Regions from separate parts of the Homo sapiens genome. Here region 1 is linked to region 2. Evidence: chromatin loops called from intact Hi-C (ENCODE). Cell type or tissue: PC-9. All regions are shown on one strand. Links, peaks and the distances in the headings refer to the core of each region. The heading gives the core; the rest is flanking DNA.

Region 1 (4,394 bases), core at 255-4,254, 57 kb before region 2:
GTTCTTTAGGATTAGATCATTAATAAACTTTCTCTACTATCACCCTACCCTCCACACCGCAAACCACAGAAATATCCCTTATCAACATCCTATGGGGGTAAAAGTGGATTAAATTGTCCTAGAGCTAAATTAGGAACATTTCCAAAAAGTCAGAAAGCAAAGAAGATTTTACAAATTGCAAAGACCCATAAGAAATTTATTTCGTGAAAACTAATGTAGTATGGTGGTAAAATGCTTTGGCTCTCAAGCCAGACAGACATAGATTTGAGTTCTACTAGCTGTGTGACCCCTGGAAACCTCAGCTTTATCTTCTGAAAAACTAGAATAATAGTAGCCTCCTCATAGGGTCGGTATGAGAGGTAGATTTGAAAATGCATGAAAAAGATTTAGCACCGTGCCCAACACGTTAACGGAATTCAATAAATGCTTGCTGTTATTTTGAAGACAGTTTTCTGGCTGATTCATGTACTAGGAGTGCTATAATTGTAATTTCCTAAAAAGATTTTTAAAGTATTATTATTAATGGGCCTGACAATTTTTAGGCATTTAATAAATGATACCAATAAAGATCTATTTTGGCTGGGCGTGGTGGTTCATGCCTGTAATCCTGCACTTTGGGAGGCCAAGGGCAGGCAGATCACCAGAGCTCAGGAGTTCGAGACCAGCCTGGGCAACATGGTGAAACCCCGTCTCTACTAAAATACAAAAATTACCCAGGCATGGTGGCGCGTGCCTGTAGTCTGAGTTCAAGCAATTCTCCTGCCTCAGCCTCCTGAGTAGCTGGGACTACAAGGCAGAGGTTGCAATGAGCCAAGATTGCACCACTGCCCTCCAGCCTTCATGACCAAGTGAGACTCTGTCTAAAAAAAAAAAAAAAAAAAAAAGATGTATTTTATAGATTACTTTGGCTAATGGAGCATCTTTCAAACTTCTTTGGTTGAATCCATGAGAAGAAATATATTTTATAATGAAACTCATCACATATGCTTGTGTGTGTGCCTGCGGTTATAGCTGAAAAAAAAATGCCCATGAAATAGTACATAACCTTCCTACATGCAATGCACTTTGATATTTTCTATTATATTTTTTAAATGGTGGTCATAATCTAATCAATTAATTTTACAACCCACTAAAAGGTTAAGACCCACAGTTTCAAAAACATACAGCATGGGGCCATCCAATTGAGCATCCTGTCCACATGATTGTCTCTTACTTCTAACACAACCATTCTTTGCCATTTTGAGACCTATAACACCTTTCATTGTCCTTTATTTTATGTTTCTATGTCCTGGATCCTTAATTATATCTTTTGAAATAAAAACAAAGTTTTAGGTCAGGCAAGGTGGCTTATGCCTGTAATCCTCAGCACTTTCGAATGCCAAGGAGAGTGGCTTGACTTGAGCCCAGGAGTTTGAGACCAACCTGGGCAACATGGCAAAATCCTGTTTCTACACAAAATTAAAAAAAAAAATTAACTGGGCATGGTGGTGCATGCCTGTAGTGCCATCTACTTAGGAGGCTGAGGTGAGAGGATCACCTGAGCTCGTGAGGCCAAGGCTACAGTGAGCCACGATCGTGCCACTGCATTCCAGCTTGGGCAACAGAGTGAGACCCTGTCTCAAAAAAATATGTTTTTATTCTTACTTGGAAACTCACAATTTTCTATCACAATGGAGGAAACAAAAGAACTCTCGAAAATTGTTTTCAGAGGGAAGTGAGTTTATATTTGCAGAAAATTTAAGGGAGTAGATTGTTCTGTCTTCCACAGGAAATTTCATGACACAAAATATAGAAGATAATCCGAAGCAAAAATTATCTGCCTGTTGAGGTCTGAATCAGGATGTGAAAGTTGCTCAGAGACAAGACATTGAGCAAAATATATGAGGAAAAAAATATTCAGTCCTACTGGTTCCTATCTCCACCTACCCACCTCACCAGGATTGCTAATGGTGATTGCTAGTGGGCTGTATTCCAAGGACTTAGTATCAAGTAATTTAAGATTTTCTGTTGTATCTCGACCCAAGAAGAATCAATCTTCTTGACTCTTCTCCCCCTGACTACACACATTCAAATTTTGTAAAGTATGATTCCCTCTTTCATTGACAGAAACACAACCAATATCCACAGTTTTTGCTTAGATGACCTACAAACATGTAAAGCTGTGAAAATCCTAGGAAATGACTCCAATGCAAATAAATGCCAGCTCCAGAACTCTACCTGCATTCCTGAGCCAGGATGGAACTGTCCTGAGCCAGATGAGACCAACTTGCAGAATTCCACATCCTGAGACTTCCTTTCCTTTCTGTTTCACACACATATTTTCTAATGTTAGTGTGTATAACCTGCTGACCTTTGCCCCCACTGGAATTTCTGAGCAAGCTACACATGCTCAGCAGGGTTAGGGAAGTAATTTGAGTTTCAACCACAGCGTTTTTAATTTTTTTACTTTAATCTTTATCCTTCAAACATGATGCCTTAGATACATTCTACCCCCCAAAATCTCAAAATATTAGTGGTAGAATGGTGACCCCTTCTCTCCCTTTTTCTTTTTTTTTTTCTCTCTTCCAATTTGCTGATTTTCCTACATTTTCTTCAATGAATTATGAGGTGAGGGAGATTTTCTTTAATTGCTTGAGGAAAAATTATACTCTTCTTCCTCTTAAAATATCAAGGAGCTTGCGCAAAGCTCTTAACTGGTTTGTTCTTAGCTGAGTATCAAAGGCAAGGTCAGAAGAATATGACACTTTTATGTATAGTAGCAATTTTTTAAGATAGGCTTTCTTTCTAAGCAGCTTAGGTCCTTCAGGTTCATATCCTGTATCCCTTTGTCATTTGGTAGCGCTAAGCCTCAGTTTTCATATCAGGAAAATGAAACTAATAATAGTTTATTATTCATGGTGGTGTTGAGAAGGATTACATCAGATCATCACAGCATGCATGCAGCACACTCATGTCCCCTGATCAAGCACACTTGTAAACATTTTCATTATTTTTATTGTTACTTTTGCCTTGGGATTCCTCTTCCAAAGCCAGAGCCCCTAATCCTGGATAGAAAGAGGACTCCAGCAGCATAACAGAGGCAAAGCTTTACTCCTAGCCTTCCCAGAGATTTCTCCCCAATGAACAGCCAGTCTTGTGACTGGAAACTGTGGGAAAGACCTCTAAGATGAAGATGTAATCTAGTGAGTATCCCATGACAGACCATCAAACCCACTGAATAAGACTGGACTGCTGCTCCAAACAGGCTCCCCAGGGACAAACGTTTACCCTGCCCTTACTAACAGTCCCCAAAAAGCATGCTGTCAGTGACAGAGTGAAGGTGAGTGAAGCCCCCCTGAAGATGCCCCAGCGGGGAGGTGCACCCACAACATGGGTATGAGGAGCGGATAACGTGAGGTAAAAGGAAGCCTGGGTCTGCAACTCATGTTGACAACATTACCCAGATTTCCCCAGACCCCACAGCTTTAACCCTATGTCCTAGAACCATGAGCTGGGAACACATGAACTCAGAATGGGGTTCACACATATCCCCAGATCCCAGAGTTTCCTGCCAGGCCTCTTGACTGGGAAATCTTTGCAGACCCTTATGGAGGTGCCAAGGCCATCTCCAAATTTTCCAGATTTATTGAAAAGATAACTTCCTGGCTGGGAATGTTCAAAGTAAACCACTAAACTGGAGAGGGAGAGACTTTCAGATTCCCTAAGGCCAGCTCACTGTTCTTTTGAATGCCCTTTACCATACCTAAGCCTTTAGAGACACTGGTGAAGTAAATGGTGAACTCTGGCTACTCTCTCAACCCAGAAGATTAGTCTAAGAAAGGTTTTCATGATATAAATGTTAGAAACTGATTATCTAGGCCAGGCGCGGTGGCTCACGCCTGTAATTCCAGCACTTTGGGAGGCCGAGGCGGGCGGATCATGAGGTCAGGAGATCGAGACCATCCTGGCTAATACGGTGAAACCCTGTCTCTACTAAAAACACAAAAAATTAGCCGGGTGTGATGGCGGGTGCCTGTAGTCCCAGCTTCTGGGGAGGCTGAGGCAGGAGAATGGCGTGAACCCGGGAGGCGGAGCTTGCAGTGAGCTGAGATCACGCCACTGCACTCCAGCCTGGGCAACAGAGCGAGACTCCGTCTCAAAAAAAAGAAACTGATTATCTAAACCTCAATCTCAAGAAATGGAGCTGCAGACACAGCATAACATTCCCCTGCATTTCTCAGTCTCCAAATTTGGGCCCAGAGCCCTGGAGACCCAGGAGGCTGAGAAGAGCAAAACAAGACATTTTGCCTCATGCTTCATTCCCATCTCCTGCAATTTCCTGTCAAATCTGCAGCTGTTTTCTACACCACGGCTTTACAAGGCTCATAGTAACCTCTCTCAGACAGAGGAAGACT
Region 2 (4,394 bases), core at 125-4,124:
AGAGGAGGCAATGAAGAAAATTGCAAAGATGCCAAGCTTGTATTCCGATATCAATGAGTTGTTTCATGTAATTTGGTACCAACTAGCTCCAGGCTTCATGTTAGATGAGATAATTAAATGTTCATTTATGGCTAAAGCAACTGCTGGTTGTGGTTTCTGTGACTTGCAACCCAAAGATATTCCTAATCAATGCCATTGGCTGACATCATCATGTTATTAGTAGAGTTGGGCTTGAATGTAAATCTATTTGGCTCCAAAGTCCCTCTTTCTTTTTTCCTTAATTTTTTATTATTTGAGAAAGGGTCTCACTCTGTTGCCCAGGCTGGAGTGCAGTGGCACAATCTTGGCTTACTGCAAATTCCATCCCCTGTCTCAAGAAACCCTCCCATCTCACCTTCCTGAGTAGCTGGGACTACAGGTACCCTTTTTTTTTTTTTAAGTAGAAACAAAATTTCACCATGTTTTCTAGGTTGGACTCAAACTCCTGAGCTCAAGCAATCCGCCCGCCTAGCTTCTCAAAGTGCTGAGATTATAGGCATGAGCCACCCCACTCAGCCACCCCAAAGTCCCTCTTTCTATTATATTGTGCTACCTTCCTTCCTCTTTAAACAGTCAGTGATCAATTCCCTTAAAATACTTTTAAGTTTTTTAAGGGGAGAGTCCAGGTCCTGTGTAATACCACCTTGTTTCTATAAGACCATTAAGATCATTTTTAATTTTTCTCTGGTCTTCCGGACTACTAAGCATATTACCTTATTTAGTACCATTATCAAATTTAGTTAATGCCATTTTTACTTTTCTCCACTTATTCATAATGATAGAGAACAGAATTGTCTCCAAGTCAACCTCAAAGAAATACCATTTGAGTTTGAACTTCCCTTCTCCCCATCCTTGCACCCCCAGCATGCCTCCCTCTGAGCTGTCTGTGCATCTGGCTAGCCCTAATACTAGTGATTCTTGCCACCCACTCTGCTGCAGCTGGCAAGGACCAGAGGGCCTGGATGCTCTCTTTTTGCTTCACGAACCTCTAAAGAGTACTCAGGCTGGAAACTGCTCCATCTATTCTACTAGTTGGCTTAATTTTACCAATCACCTAAAAAATCACATAGCAAGTTAAGAAGTTTTGCTGCTTATACAACCTGAATTCCTACAGTAAAAAGAATAAGGCTAGTACTAACTGCAGTAAGCTTTTAATATCCCATACAATATATCATCCTTCCTTAGGAAAGACTTGACTGCTAAGCAACATGATTATGATGTTATCACTTTCAGAAAAATTGGGGTAGAGAAGGCCCTCCAAAATGGTGTTTCATTCCAAATCAATAGGTTTCTTGATCCCAAACCACAGAAATGGACCTTGATAAACTTAAGCAAAAAAAGAAGTTCAGTAATAAGTCCTGGATAGCTCACAGAATAAAATATAGTATTGAACACTCAGAAGGATGGGAAGGGAACAGCTTTGGGAATCTTGGTAACTGGGACTAATCCATAGGCCCTGCTGGTCACTACCATTGGAATGACACAAAGCCACAAAGATCATTCATTCTAAGCAGATCACATGGAATAGGGAAAGAAGAGTTTCCCCAAGAAAAGTGGGACTCTTTTCAAAAGATAGAGGGAGGAATACTCAGTGCACTAGTGTGCGTGAGTGTGCACGTATGTGTGTTGTGAATGAAGAGAGGAAAAATCCATTGACTGAAACTCTTTATGTTGCAGGCCAAAAGGAATCACAGGAGCAGAATTTGCATCTAAATGAAGGCAACAAGGAGACCATAGAAAGGTGTTACTTCCCAGACTTTACCAGCTACTAGCTGTCATGAAACATCTAAAAAACTGTTTTGAAAGTTAGGAAGTTTTGTCATTTGGAGAGTGCTAGATGTCCTGGAGAATGGGAGATGAGGTTACATAAAACTGAAATGTGCCTAGAATACTGACTACAATCAGCTTGAAATTTCCCCAAGGAAGCCCATGAGCTGTAAGCGTCTACAGATCTGGTACTGACATGCACAATTTGGCCATGCCCAGCCTGGCAGGCATCAGGGCAGCCTCAGAACCTACTCCCTAGTACCCTCTGATGACTACCTCCAGCAAAATGCACTTGACTCACCGTCTTCTGCACTGGGGAGCTCAAATTATCTCTGTGGGGGAGGTGGAGGCCTTGCCAGACTATCCACATTGCTTAACTTCTTAGTCAGTGCTGGAGAGGTTTTATGTTACAAAGGGTAATGAAACTTAGCCTGAGGGCCCAGAATGGTACTACAGTGTACATTTTGTCATTGGGTAGCTTCTTTAGCTTTGTATAATCAGAATTTTCCCCTTTCCTTTATGTAACTGTTTAAAGCAGAAATCAGAGTCCCTGGCTCCTAAGTTAATGGCAAGGAGGGGAAATGGAGGCAGTGAGGAACACTACCTGTGGCAGTAGTCATTGTCGTCACTTCCTGCCCCTGTCACCAACATTTCTGCAAGTGGCACAACCATCTGTCCATTCAAGACTGGCTATATCATTTGTACAAACCAGCGCAACATGAAAATGTGGCACTTCTTATTCAAAACTTATCATGAATTTCAAGACTGCAACAGCAGAGCGTAAAACCAACTGTGGACCACCCTGAGTTCAAGACCTAAGTAAATGCTTAGGTTGCATTCCCATGAAGCCAGCCCTGTGGCCATTACTCCCAGCCCACTCTTAAATTTCCAGCATTTAAACTATTTATGGAGCCTAAGAGTTATTCTTTTCTCTCTTCCCGATCTCTCCCAGGGCTGTGTCTATTCACAAGTTTCATATGGAGGTATCAAAGTAAAGAGAATGTAGTAGAGAGAAGAAAATACTTCTGTTAGTCAGGGTTCTCCAGAGAAACAGAACCAACAGGATGTACATGTATAAAGAGTTATACTATAAGTCATTGGTTCATATGGGTATGGAGACTGAGAACTCCCACAATCTACAGTCAACAAGTTGTAAACCCAGGAGAGCCAATGGTATTATTTTGGCTCAAGTCTAAAGGCTTGAGAACCAAGAGAGCTAGTGGTACAAATTCCAGTCCAAGTCCTAGTCCAATAACTGTGTCTAGACTGAAGGCAAGAGAAGATCAATGTCCCAGCTCAAAGACAGGCAAGGAGAGCAAAGTCTTCCTTACTCCATCTTTTTGTTCTATTCAAGCCTCCAATGGGTGGGATGAGGTCCACCCATCCTGGGGAAGGCAATCTGCTTCCCTCAGTCTACTGATTCAAATGTTACCCTCATCCAGAAACACCCTCACAGACACACATCCAGAATAACATTTAATTAAGTACCTGGGCATCCCCTTACCCAGTCACGTTGATACATAATACTAACCATCAGAATGCTTTTCTCTCTTTCCTCTGCCCATCACTAGAATTCCCATGGTCGTTTTATTCCCTCCAATAGAAGATGAAAACTAGGCCTGGCTTTCAAGATAACAAAGAAGCCTAGGAATAAAATCTGCCTATGCACACTTGCCTCCAGCCTGTCCTCCTTACTCGGAAGTTGGCAGGTTGATTCATGGTCTATACTCCACTAGAAACTTCCTTCTATTCTGTGCTGGGCATCAACCCCTCATGATTCAGAGTTGTGTTTTCTTGGCTTCCCTGAGCCTAACTACTTGGTACAGCTAATCCAGCAGAAAATCTCAGTAGACCATTCTACACTTCTTCACACCCATTGCGTAACTATTTCCATAGAAACTTCCTGATAACAAAACTAAACTATTTTTTCTTTTTTTGGTCATTTCATCCATTTGTGATACTGGGGCTAGAGCTAACAAGTCAAACAGGAGGAGCCATGATAGGTCACTGGAGACATTTGGGAGCACACAGGGAGTCAGGACTTGCCTGTACTTGCTAGAGGGGTAGGGTTGCTTCCACTAAGATATCTTGGCTGCATCTGCTTGGTGGGGAGGAAAGAGTTTGGTTTTGGAGTAACCCCTGCCTAAATCATTGCTAACTCACTCTGTGGCTTTGGACACTTTCCTTAGTACTTCTATCTGGGCCTCAGTTTCATCATCTGCAAAATAGGGAGGCTGGTATCTATGCTCTGAAATTGCTTTGAAGATCATAGATAAATGTGTGAAACACCTGGCATGTAATAGAGCCTAAGGAAATAGTTACAGTCCATCTCCTTGTTCTACAACTAGATCTTGCTGATTCATTCTAAAGAACAGGAGAGAAATGAGATGAGCACATACCCTCAGGGAGGCATTGAACAGACCAGATGTGTCTTCCACCTTCAAAAGAGAATGCATGGGCTTAGTTAGCCTCTTGCTTTCTTTTCCCCAAATTACTTCCTCCTGGTTTCCTGCAGCTCATACCACTCTGGGCAATCACTGAACCTTACTGACAGTGTGCTCTCGTCCCTCACTCCTTCCAGGGCAAAC

What was found. Hi-C counts contacts between places; a loop is a spot of excess contacts. Peaks named below come from ENCODE experiments on the same cell type or tissue, not always from the same donor. Only the 100,000 strongest peaks of a DNase experiment are listed, where the experiment ranks them.
Region 1: it touches region 2 in a loop (7-fold over the local background); 2 of 110 quality-filtered maps call a loop at or near these places.

The regions. Positions count from the first base shown.
Region 1 is chr6:47,109,601-47,113,994 of GRCh38, forward strand. No RefSeq gene overlaps it. Among named protein-coding and RNA genes, the nearest start is that of ADGRF1, 69 kb to the left of the region's middle. RefSeq lists an enhancer at 3,478-3,647. In PC-9, for the core only: no CTCF peak of the experiment used is centred there; a DNase peak (open chromatin) is centred at 2,331; H3K27ac peaks cover 3,834 bases.
Region 2 is chr6:47,166,267-47,170,660 of GRCh38, forward strand. No RefSeq gene overlaps it. Among named protein-coding and RNA genes, the nearest start is that of ADGRF1, 130 kb to the left of the region's middle. In PC-9, for the core only: no CTCF peak of the experiment used is centred there; DNase peaks (open chromatin) are centred at 2,145 and 3,685; H3K27ac peaks cover 4,000 bases.